Regions from separate parts of the Homo sapiens genome. Here region 1 is linked to region 2. Evidence: read pairs that join two places in POLR2A ChIA-PET (ENCODE). Cell type or tissue: HepG2. All regions are shown on one strand. Links, peaks and the distances in the headings refer to the core of each region. The heading gives the core; the rest is flanking DNA.

Region 1 (5,803 bases), core at 473-5,472, 260 kb after region 2:
GGCAGGTGCTGGCAACACAAGCAGGAGCCCTCGGGGCATCCCGCAGGGCACACACCAGGTCGCCCTGGGCTCCCCAAGCACCTCCCAGACCCAGCCCTTGGGTGGGTCCTGGCCCACAAACCCCCACGCCCTGCCCCTGAGATGAGCCCCACCGCCCACCTGCCCTCCAGCCCTGGAGACCTTTCTCCCCCTTGGCCATGGCTCCCATGGGGAGGCTGCAGGCCCTCCCTGGGCTGGACCAGAGGGGACAGACTGTCTCTCCCCTGCGACTTCTGGGGGCACTGGAGTCCTTGGCCTGGTTACCTTCAGCATTTATAGCCCTCCAGTGAGTTATTCCTCGGAGTTCTCACAGAGCAGCATGCGCCTGCGGCAAAGCCCTCACCTCCAGCCCCTGGACCACCTGACTGCTGCCTCCCGCCTGGCGCCAAACACGGCCACCGCCTCTTTTGTTAACAGGACAGTTGATCCATTAAATTAAAAATCATTCAATAGATTCATTTTTTTTTTCTGGCCTGAACAAATACGTATTCCATCTCAATTCATGAAGCATCAGTACCCGCTGCAGGGGTAATTCCCCAGGCGGGAGAGGAGTTTCGGGGAAAGTGCCCCCAAAGGGAGACTCCCCAGAAATCCCTTTCCAAGCAGCCAAGGCAGGCAGGCCAGAGGAGCCTGCCCCGGGCCAGGGCCCAGACCCACGCAGCCGCCCGCTCTCCCGGCCACTTCCGCCGGGGCCTTTCCGAGCGAAGTCCATTAGGGCCGGGTCTCTGCGCCTCCCCTACCCGGGGTCCGGGCAATACGCAGCCCCGACCACCGTCCTCGGCCCGGGGGAAGCGCAGACACACACTGGAGGCATTTTCTTCCCTCCGGAATTGATTGGTTTTTGTTTTTGTTTTAATAGCAGGACTTTTCCAAGCAAAAAGTCTCCTGAGGCGGGTGGTAAAAAAATCAAAGCCTCTACATCCAAGCCCGGAACAAAAGCCCTTTGGAAATCCCGCGGCGGGGCCGGGCGCGGGCGGATGCGGCGGGAGGGGCGGCCGAGCGCGCCCGGGACCCGCGTCGGGAGAAGCCGCGCAGCGCCTACCGCGGAGGTCGAGTCTCGGCGGCCCCACCTGCTCCGGAGTCGGCCCTGTCCCTCCGTCTGGGGAGGCGGCCGGAGGCGCCATCACCGCAAATTTATGGCCCGGGTGACGCGCTTCCTACTCCCACAGTGGGGCCCGGTGACATTAAACAGAAAATTGACGAGAGCGGAGCGAAACCGAATCCGTTTCCCTCCAGGCCCGTCCCCCTCGCTTTTCGGGGAGGGGACCAGGGACGGGAGGAAGGGCGTCCCTGAGTTTGTGCGCTCGGGAGCCCGTGCTGGAGGCTTCTCCCAGATTCCAGAGCCCAGGCAGCGTGCTGGGGGCGCGCGACCCCGCCCGGACCGCACCCCTTCGCCGGCCGCATTTCGGGCGGAACCTCGGCTCGCGTTCCACGCGCTCGGGGCGACCAGGCAGAGTGGGGCCCCGCACCCGGGTCGCTCCCGCTCGGAGGGCCCAGGCCGGATGAGGCTCCGACGCGCCCTCGGCCCTCCCTCCGCGCCCCAGCTCCGGGGAGCGCCCCGCTGCCTCCAGCACAGCGGGGGAGGGAGGACCCCGGCTGCCCAGCCCCCACCCTCGCCGCCGCGCCCCGCCCCCGGCCGGCGCAAGTGGGAGAAGAGAGCGAGTGACGAGCGGGGCGCGCCTGGGTGGCTGCCGGGGGTCGCTCCTCTGGCCTCGAGCGCCCCCTCCCTCCGCCCCCCGGCGCCTCCTGGCACCGAACCCGCCGCGCCGCCGCGTCCTTAAAAGCGCCGCCTGCTTTGCTGGCCTTTGGGCGCGCGGCAGGGAAGGTCACGCCGGGGTGGGGTCGGTGGCGCGGGGACAGCGACACTGCCGGGCGCCGGCATACCCCCTACCCCCGCCTCCGCCCCTCCGGGCACTTGCCGCCGCCCTGCAGGCCTGGGTCTTGCCGCACTTGTTCTGTCGTGCTGGGGCACACGGAGCCAAGACCAGAGCCGGCGCATGTGCTTGTCAGAGAGGAATCCAGGGAGCCCTGTGGGGGCTGCTTGGGGAAATGAGGCTGTCATCCCCGCGCCCCAGGTGCTCAACGGGGAGGATAAAGGAGCCCTGGCCTGCGGGAGGCAGCCCCAGGGGACGGACGGAGCCCTGGTTCAGAGCCCAGAGAGGGCATTGGAGGGCCAGGCCTCAGCCAACTCCATTTCTCCCCTCTCTGGCCTGCGTGGGCATCGGGGGCATGGTGGGTACCAGATCCTACCCTGCCTGCTCAACCCTCTAGACAGCCTGGGACACAGAGGGCATGGTGGCCATGCCCATTTTACAGATGAGCAGAAGGAGACTGTGAGAGCAAATAACGTGCCCTTGTTCACACTGAGGGCCTGGGTGCGTAGGCTCTGGATTCTTCTGGAAAACTAGTACTAGGGTTGGCTGACTTTTGGGCCTGGGACAACCCTAAGACTCCTGGCTGGGGCAGACATGATGCGTCCCGACTTCTGCCTTGTAGACCAGGAGCAGAACAAAATGGGCCTCATGACCAGCCATTGGGCGTCTTGGCCACAGCACCCACGGAAAGATGTGTCAGGGTCCAGCTCTTCCTGGGAAGCCCCTCCGAATGCTCCCGGCCAGCCTGTTTCTCTGGGATGAGGCCCCAGCAAGGCAGATCGCAGCCTGCAGCCGGGAGGAACTGCTAATATATGGCAAGAGTCTGGAAACCAGATTCCAAAAGGTCACGTTGGACTGGAACCAACAAGATTACGTTGAACAGGCTGGATGTGAACCTCCACTTTCAGGTTCAAAAATCAGTTGTAAAAATGCAGGCAGCTTCCCACTGAAGACTTGCTGGGCCAAGCTGCAGCTGTCTGCACCACTCAGGCAGTTCATCCACGCCCTGTCTCCCCAGCACAGGCCCTCTTGTGCATTTCCCTGAGCCCCAGCAGCTGAGCCTGCGCCCTGGGGTGGGAGTGGGGGATCCCGGGATGTCTGACCCGCTGTCTCTGATGTCAGGCCGGCTGGGGGAGGGGATGCAGCTGGAGACAGCAGAGAATGGGGTCCTTGTGCCACTGTCATCAGGCCCGGAGCTTCCATGAACACGGCTTTGTCTGCACCCATACCCCGTGGTGACCACGGGACCAGGGGATCAGTGGGCCTCTGAACAAGAGGGGCGTGCAGAGCGGCTTTTTGGCCTCAGTTAACTCTTAAATGGGTGTCAGAGGCACTGTCTTCCCCTAGCTATGCGCCTCGTGCCTGGGAGCCTTAGGGCCACACGGAAGGGTAGAAATCAGTTTCAGGTCAGGAGGTCTGGAACAGCTTTGTTAAACCCAGTTTTTTTCCTATGAAAATGGCTGCAGACACTGGGGGAGGGAGAGGGTGGCCCTGATCCCGATGACTCTGAAACATGCTTGGCCTTCCCCAGAGATTCCTGCTCCCAGCCCAGGCCCAGACGGCAACAGAAGCTCATGGTGAGTTCACCCCGGTCCTGGTCTGGCACCTCATTGCTGGGGAGGTCTCGGCAGTCCAGAGGAGGTAGCCCCCACCCTGGGCATCCATCCGCCCAGGCCCCAGCCTCCGCGGGAAGACCCAATTACAGAAGAGAGAAGTATGTGGAGACCCTTGGCTGAGGTTGGGGGTCCTGGAAGCTGGAGGTAGTGTTCCTGGGTATAGCATGATGGGTTGATGGGTGGGTTTTATTCTCTTTTTAAGGATTTTTTATATTTTTCAAATTTCCCTTTTGAAATGTATTCATTTTGCAATCAGAAAACAAAACAGGCCAGGCGTGGTGGTTCACACCTGTAATCCCAGCACTTTGGGAGGCTGAGGCGGGTGGATCACCTGAGGCCAGGAGTCCAAGACCAGCCTGGCCAACTTGGTGAAACCCCGTCTCTACTAAGAATACAAAAATTAGCCAGGCGTGGTGGTGGGCACCTGTAGCCCCAGCTACTTGGGAGGCTGAGGCACGAGAATCGCTCGAACCCAGGAGGCGGAGCTTGCAGTGAGCTGAGATCGCGCCACTGCACTCCAGCCTGGGCAACAGAGAGAGACTCTGTCTCAAAAAAAAGAAAACAAAACAAACCAGTGAACACTACTCCAAACAAATGTCCAGGCCCAGAGATCAGAGGCTGCAAGGTGGGCTCTGTCCCCATGTCCCCAGCCACACTGCTGGGGAACCCACAGGGTGCCAGGTCCCCTCAGCCCTGTCCCTGCCCCACAGGCCCCTGGAGTGATTGTAGGCTCTAGACTGCCTCAGTTTGCCCCCAGCCTCCCCTAGGTGCCCGGGGAGCCACTGGCCAGCCTCCGGTCGCACTCCACTCAGGGCTTGACGGGGAAACAGAAACCAGCCTTGAACGCCTTCCCACGCCCCAAAACGCCAGGGTGCACAGTGAGGGGAGCCCTGGTCAGATGGCACAGATGGCATTCCTGCCCGCGAGAGGCCCAGGACCCCGGGGAGCCAGAGGGGCAGGGTGCCCGCAGCGTCCAGGCAAATGGGCCCAGGCCCCCCGACACCCAGCTGAGGCCAGCTTCCCCCAGAGCGGTTTGGAGCCCTGCCCTGGAGAGGGGGCAGCTCGCCCAGCGTGGGGGTGATGCCACCAGGTGGTGAGGCTGCTGGGCAGGGCTGGACCCCCTTTTAGACTCCCCTTCCGATTTCTGTGTCCCTGAGTCTTGCCCATGCTACAGCCTAACCCTGCCGTGGCCAAGGGACAGCGGGGCAACAGTGCCCTCCCCGAGCTTGCCCTGGGACAGCCGCCTCACTCGGAGGAAGCTGGGTTTTGCCGAATTTTCTGCATGATGGGGCTCCGTGGGCTGGGGGCCACTTGCCTCCCTGCACCCGTCCCAGGACCCCAGGCTGCAAGCTGGAAACCCCATGGGGGCGAGTGGAGCCCTGGGACTCCACAGGAGAGGGTCCTCTGTGACAAGAGGCTCCAGGGGACACAGGCTTGCGAACATGGGGGCTGGGGTGGGGTCAAGGTATGAACAGCGCAGGCCTAGAAGCCTCAGACTCTGAGGGGCAGGAAAGAGTCCCCAAAACGGAATCAGAGGAGGAGCCCGGGGTGGGGGGAGGAGGAAAGGGGCGCAGTGGGCGCTGCCATCCCTCCTTGGGGCACATTTCTTCCCGCCCTGACCAAGAGGAAGGGACCCTCCTTCCTCCAGAAAGGACTTCTCCGAGCCCAGGACACACGAGGAAAGCGAGGCTCAGTCACCAGGAAGCCCTCACTCTCCGTCAAGGCCACCAAACGGGAAGAAGGGGAGCCAGGATTTGATCCCAGGCTTCCCTCCCAGCCTGCACGCTGCTGCACTACCCAACCCTGAGGACCCCAAGAACCTCTGAGAATGTGGGATTTTGGTTCTGAGCCTCCACGGGGCCCGTTGGTGGCCTCTGGTTCAGGACAACCAGAATTGGCCCAGACAGCCAAGCAGCCAAGGGGCAGGCTTTGTAGAGTGTGGGGGTCTGTCCTCCCTCATGGCCAGAAGCAGATCCCACCCCTCAAATGCAGGTGGGGTGGGGCAGGGGCTCCGGCTCCGTCATCTGGGCTCCAGTGAGGCTGCCCGCTCCTGCTCACCTGCACAGGAGGCTGAGGGTGGGGCCCTGGGGGAGGGGCTGCCCCAGGCTGTAGTGCCTGGGAGAGCTGGGGGTGGGGAGGGGACAGGCAGGGGGCAGGCAGATGGCCTTCCTGCTTGGCCCTCGCTGCCAGGTCTTGCTGCCTCCTCCTGTTGGGTGATTTAGATCATTATAGACCTGAGGTCCCACCAGGTGCATTGGCTCATGCCTGTAATCC
Region 2 (5,999 bases), core at 436-5,435:
AGGGCTTGAGAGGCAGTACCTGGCAGTGACAGAAAGCAGGGGTGGGGGAGGAGCTCCCAGGGTAGCTAGGGAGTGTTGATCTCATCACAGCCCAGGTCAGGCAGTCCCCAGGTGCCCTAGGCATCCACTGATGTCTGGGGCTCTGCACACGGGCCCAGCAGACCTGCAGGCTCATCCCCATGCCCTCTCCACTCTAGAAGAGTATGCCCCACTTAGGCAGGGGATGGGGACGAGGCCAGCAGCAGACGTGGCATCACGACACTCTAGGGGGACTGCCACCAACCCAGTCACACGTGGCCAAAAACCAACCTATGTGGTGCTTTGCAGAGTCTGGAAGGACCCGCCTGTTAGCCACTGCTGGGTCCCAATGGCCAGTTTTCAGGGTTGCCTATGACTTCATCTCTTGTGTTCAGCTGCTCCTGGATACATGCACCAAGAAGGCTTGGGAGACAGAGTGCATATCGTCTGTCCTGGGTGTGGCATGGAGAGTAGGTGCTGCTTGGGGTGTGCATGCACTGGGGATAGCTGATAAAACAGACAGCTACCCTCTTTACAGTGAGCCGAGATCGAGCCACTGCACTCCAGCCTGGGCGAGAGGGAGACTCCGTCTCAAAAAAACAAACAAACAAACCAACAAAAAGACAGCTACCCTTGAGCAGAATATAAGAAAATCCTGCACTGGATCCTAAATGCACGGCGTTTAATGACACTCACGGTGGAGGGAAACTGTGGAGTCAGATTCCAGAATAATGTCCTGAATTCACCTAAAAGTCATTTTCTTTTCTTTTTTTTTTTTGAGACAGAGTCTCCCTCCATCGCCCAGGCTGGAGTGCAGTGGGGCGATCTCGGCTCACTGCAAGCTCCGCCTCCTGGGTTCACGCCATTCTCCTGCCTCAGCCTCCTGAGTAGCTGGGACTATAGGCGCCCGCCACCACACCCAGCTAATTTTTTCTATTTTTTAGTAGAGACGGGGTTTCATCGTGTTAGCCAGAATGGTCTTGATCTCCTGACCTCGTGATCCGCCCGCCTCGGCCTCCCAAAGTGCTAGGATTACAGGCGTGAGCTACCGCGCCCGGCCTTTTTTCTTTGAGATGGATGCTCGCTCTGTTGCCCATGCTGGAATGCAGTGGTGCTGTTTTGGCTGCAACCTCCACCTCCTGGATTCAAGTCATTCTCCTGCCTCGGCCTCCTGAGTAGCTGGGATTACAGGTGCCTGCCACCATGCCTGGCTAATTTTTGTATTTTTAGTAGAGATGGGGTTTCACCATGTTGGCCAGGCTGGTCTTGAACTCCTGACTTCAGGTGATCCGCCTACCTCAGCCTCCCAAAGTGCTGGGATTACAGGTGTGAGCCATCGTGCCCAGCAGAAAAATGACTTTCTAAGTTTGTGGGCTCAGCTTCTCAACTAAGCTCCTGGGTAGTCCTCCTGGCCCTGGCGGGGGGAACAGAGTCACCCTGCACGTTCTGGGGGCCGCAGGGCTGATTGGGGCCCTGAGCCCATAGAACAAGGAGAGGCAAGCACCCCTATACCTTGTGTGCATGACACGTGTGTGTATGAACATGTTTGAGTGTGAGTGTGTGCCTGAGTGTGAGGCTGTTTTGTGTGTGCACAAGAACATGTTCATGTCAGTGTAGAGGAGTGTGTAGGTGTGTGTCCACACACGTGAAACCTGTGAGCACGAGACGTGCCAGTGTGGATATGCGTGTACATGTGGGTATACGTGTGCATGCATGTGGGCATGCACGAATGAGTATGTACGTGTGAGTGACTGTGTGTACACGCACAAGGGTGTGTGGCCTCTGCGACCCTGTGGTGGCCCTGTCCCTCGCCCACTCCAAGACTCACAGGTTCTGCTGCCAGTCCTGGTAGGAGGCAGCTCCGCAGCACCTCAGCCCGAGCTGGACTTGGTCGAGGAGGAAGCGCAGGTCTGGGTCGTCCTGGTAGTGGGCGATGGCCACACGCAGGGTGTGCTCCAGGCTGTCTTGCAGCGGGCCCCAGAGGGCCACCACCAGGGCCCCCGCCACGGCCTCAAGCACCAGGAAGGCAAGGATGCCCCCAGAGAAGCCACGTAACAGGCAGGTGTTCTCACAGAGGGCGCCCAGGTAGCCAGCCAGGCTCACTGCGCTGACCACCAGCCCTCCCAGTGCCAGCCCCAGCATGGGGTCTGCGGGCAGGGGCCCCCCCAGATCACTTCCCAGAGACCCCTTGACAGCCAGGCCCCAGAGCCCGATGGCCAGGGCCAGCAGCCCCAGCAGGGAGAAGGGGAAGTTGGAGAGGAAGATCAGATACTTGACGCAGCTGCTCCCTGGGGAGAGGGAAGGGGCTGGTCCTTTCTTGGGGGTGCCACTCAAGGCCTGGTGCTTGGTCTCCGGGGGACAGCAGCTGCAGCCCCAGGCCTCCGCCTGGTCCTCCCTGGGCACTGGACCTAGGCAGCCTGAGGTGGGTGGCCTGTGCACAGAGAGGGGCTTCTGGCCTGCAGTTTCCTGCAGAGGGAAGAGGAACAGGGTGAGACCGCATTCACCCAGACTCTGTGACAACTGGTGAGGGGTCAGGGAAGAGCATGGTGGCAGAGCCTTCGAGGGATGGGAGGATGCCGGATGGCGGAGGGCAGCACTGGAGCTCAGAGATGCGGACAGCCAGGGGCAGGGGGCCCTCAGGGCCGTCCCGCTCGGCTGAGCAGCAGAAGGGGCAGTGAGGGTCCCAGCTCTGGTGGGACCCCACCTTTAGAACAGGGTGATGAGCAGACTCTGAAAGGCTGTGGTGAAGACCAAGCAGGGCGGTGCTCAGTGAACACACCCACTCCCTCCTGGTCCTATGCGTGGGTGTCTGCGGCCTCCCCGGGTCAGGGTCGCCCTGGCTTTCCCGCAGCACACAGGCGGGGCTGCGTCCCCAGAGTTTGAAACAGCATCTGCGTGGATCAGTCTGTGTGTGCCTGCAGCATGGAACTTGTGTAGAGGGGCTTCCTCACCAGCCACAGGGGCTGGCCCACATGGCTGCCCTTTTCTTTCCCCTCTGAAACCAGTCCTCACATCCCAGCACCCATTCTTCGGCCCCACCAACGGCCCGCACTGAGTGTGGACACGGCACTGGACCCTGCTGCCGAGGACAGGACAGTGCCCTGCCCAACAGGCTCCCAGGACAGGGAGGAGGGTGCCCAAGAGCCCAGGAAGACCGCCTGGAGGCTGCAGGGCCTTCAGAGGGGACCCCCTGGCCCACTGGCAGGAAAGGCTTGCTGGTCTCTCTCTGTGGGGGAAGAGGCAGCCCCGCAGGTGCCCAGTTCTGCCGGGAAGAGTTTTTTTAAAAAGGAGAATAAGAAGCTATGGCCGGGCTGGACGTTGTGGCTCACGCCTGTCATCCCAGCACTTTGGGAGGCTGAGGTGGGTGGATCACCTGAGGTCGGGAATTCGAGACCAGCCTGAGCAACGTGGAGAAACCTCATCTCTACTAAAAAAAAAAAAAAAAAAAAAATTAGCCGGGCGTGGTGGCACACACCTGTAATCCCAGCTACTTGGGAGGCTGAGGCAGGAGAATCGCTTGAACCCAGGAGGTGGAGGTTGCATGAGCAGGAGGCAGAGGTTGCATGAGCAGAGATCGCGTGACTGCACTCCAGCCTGGGTGACAGAGCGAGACTCCATCTCAAAAACTAAATAAATAATAAAAAGCAGCCATGGCTGTGTGCTGGGCAAGGATCCCATTCCAATCCAGTTTCACCAGGAAGAAGCTGATCACAGCATCAGGCTCTCAGCTCACTGCAGCCTCAAACTCCTGGGCTCAAGCCATCCTTCCTCCTCAGCCTCCTGAGTAGCTGGGACTACAGGCACTGCAACCATGTCCTGGTAATTTTTTTTTTTTTTTTTTTTTTTTGAGACGGAGTCTCGCTCTGTCGCCCAGGCTGGAGTGCAGTGGCGGGATCTCGGCTCACTGCAAGCTCCGCCTCCCGGGTTCACGCCATTCTCCTGCCTCAGCCTCCCAAGTAGCTGGGACTACAGGCGCCCGCCACTACGCCCGGCTAATTTTTTGTATTTTTAGTAGAGACAGGGTTTCACCGTTTTAGCCGGGATGGTCTCGATCTCCTAACCTCGTGATCCGCCCGCCTCGGCCTCCCAAAGTGCTGGGATTACAGGCGTGAGCCACCGCGCCCGGCCGTCCCGGTAATTTTTTAAAATTATTTTTTGTAGGCCGGGCACGGTGGCTCATGCCTGTAATCCCAGCACTTTGGGAGGCCGAGGCGGGTGGATCACGAGGTCAGGAGATCGAGACCATCCTAGCCAACATGGTAAAACCCTGTCTCGACTAAAAAAAATTAGCTGGGTGTGGTGGCATGTGCCTGTAATCCCAGCTACTCAGCAGGCTGAGGCATGTGAATTGCTTGAACCGAGGAGGCGGAGGTTGCAGTGAGCCGAGGTTGTGCCACTGCACTCCAGCCTGGTGACAGAGCGAGACTCTATCTAAATATATATATATATATATATATATATAATATTTTGTAGAGACAGGGTCTCGCTACATTGCCCAGGCTGGTCTTGAACTCCTGGGCTCACGCAATCTTCCCTCCTCAGCCTCCCAAAGTGCTGGGATTACAGGAGTGAGCCACTGTGCCCGGCCCCAGAGGAGGGTTATTTATCACCCCCAAGACCTCAACAAGTCACTAGAAGCAAAAGGACAGGCTGTCAGTGCCTGGTTGGCCAGACTGGGGCCACTGGGGGCCAGAGGCCGTTGGAGGCTGGCTGCAAGGGACATTTGCCTTCACCCCCTCCTGCACCCTGAGCCAAAGATTGCCCCCAAGGCCCTCAGGGAGATCTGGCAGATCCCTTGACCAGAGGCCAGCATGGGGCTGAGAGAACTGCGCAGTGGGGAAGGGGGAGGGGGCTGCCTAGAACCACCCCCCTCAACCCAATCTCAGCATTGAGGTGTGGGGTGGCACCAGGGGCAGGGGTGGGTGTGAACCCAGCCCAGGGACTTCCCTTAGGACTTCAGGGCTGGGGACATCTCCAACCTCAGGGCAAGGCCACTTGGCATGGCTCACCTGGGACAGTAAGGGGCTCCTCTCCCCCTCCTCCATCCTTGACGCTGGAACAGAAAGCCCCCAGCACAGGCGCCGGGAGAGGTTCGCTGGCTCCTCTGTGGCTGGGCTGCTGGGCTGGTCCTGACTGCGGCCCTGGGCTAGTCTGTGAACAGTGCAGCCCTGGGCATGGGAATGGGGGAGGTGCGAGCCCTACCCAGATGCCGGAGTCACAGTTGAGTCATGTGAAGAATCACATTTTAGAGCTTAAGGAGGCCTCTGCTTGTGGAGATATATTTCTCCCCAGCCCTGGCTCTGTGGGTCCCCTAAGCTCAGCGCAGGTGTGACTCAGGCAGGCATGTTTGGGTGCCAGCCTTGTGGCTCTCACTGCAGCCCCCCATGCGGACTTCAGCTCTGCAGGGTCAGCAGCCGCTCCATCAGCTCCCAACCAGGGAATCAGACCCTGGTAAATTGGTTCACAACCCCAATCCCAAGAGACCCATGGGCAGCCCCAGCGCCAATCTATCCCCCGGCTTGTTCACTGCACGAATGAAACAGCGTCCCCCCACCAGATCACCTCCTTGTTTTTGTTTTTGAGACTGAGTTTCGCTCTTGTTGCCCAGGCTGGAGTGCAATGGCGCAATCTCGGCTCACTGCAACCTCGCCTCCCGGGACTACAGATGTACGCCACCTTGCCTCACTCATTTTTGAATTTTTTTTGTAGAGACAGGGTTCTGCTGTGCTGCCCAGGCTGGTCTTGAACCCCTGGACTCAAGTGATTCTCCTGCCTTGGCCTTCCAAAGTGCTGGGATTACAGGCTGGAGCCACTGTGCCCGGACTCAGCCACCAACACTCAGCAGTCCAAAGAGGTGGTCTGGGTGGTGCAGCACAGCAGGCAATGTACTGATGGAGCAGGCAGAGGGTTTCAGGCGCGCGTGAGACGCCTGGGTGGGAGCACACCGGGCAAGTTTTAGGAGGAAAGGTCACCTGGCTGTG

The links. ChIA-PET counts read pairs that join two places held together with the same protein. Peaks named below come from ENCODE experiments on the same cell type or tissue, not always from the same donor. Only the 100,000 strongest peaks of a DNase experiment are listed, where the experiment ranks them.
Region 1: POLR2A ChIA-PET joins it to region 2 with 5 read pairs; 2 of 35 experiments call an interaction of 5 or more read pairs at or near these places.

Annotation. Positions count from the first base shown.
Region 1 is chr17:81,382,816-81,388,618 of GRCh38, reverse strand. LINC03048 (long intergenic non-protein coding RNA 3048) reads left to right here and starts at 3,237. Exons shown (of 4, transcript NR_164137.1): 1 at 3,237-3,490. RefSeq lists enhancers at 1-116, 117-676, 2,061-2,629. In HepG2, for the core only: no CTCF peak of the experiment used is centred there; DNase peaks (open chromatin) are centred at 1,283, 1,970, 2,828 and 3,048; H3K4me3 peaks cover 1,826 bases; H3K27me3 peaks cover 4,431 bases.
Region 2 is chr17:81,641,477-81,647,475 of GRCh38, reverse strand. It overlaps TSPAN10 (tetraspanin 10), which reads right to left. Exons shown (of 4, transcript NM_001290212.2): 2 at 5,028-5,169; 3 at 1,847-2,484. The coding sequence starts at 5,063. Among named protein-coding and RNA genes, the nearest start is that of TSPAN10, 7.3 kb to the right of the region's middle. In HepG2, for the core only: no CTCF peak of the experiment used is centred there; no DNase peak of the experiment used is centred there; H3K27me3 peaks cover 1,269 bases.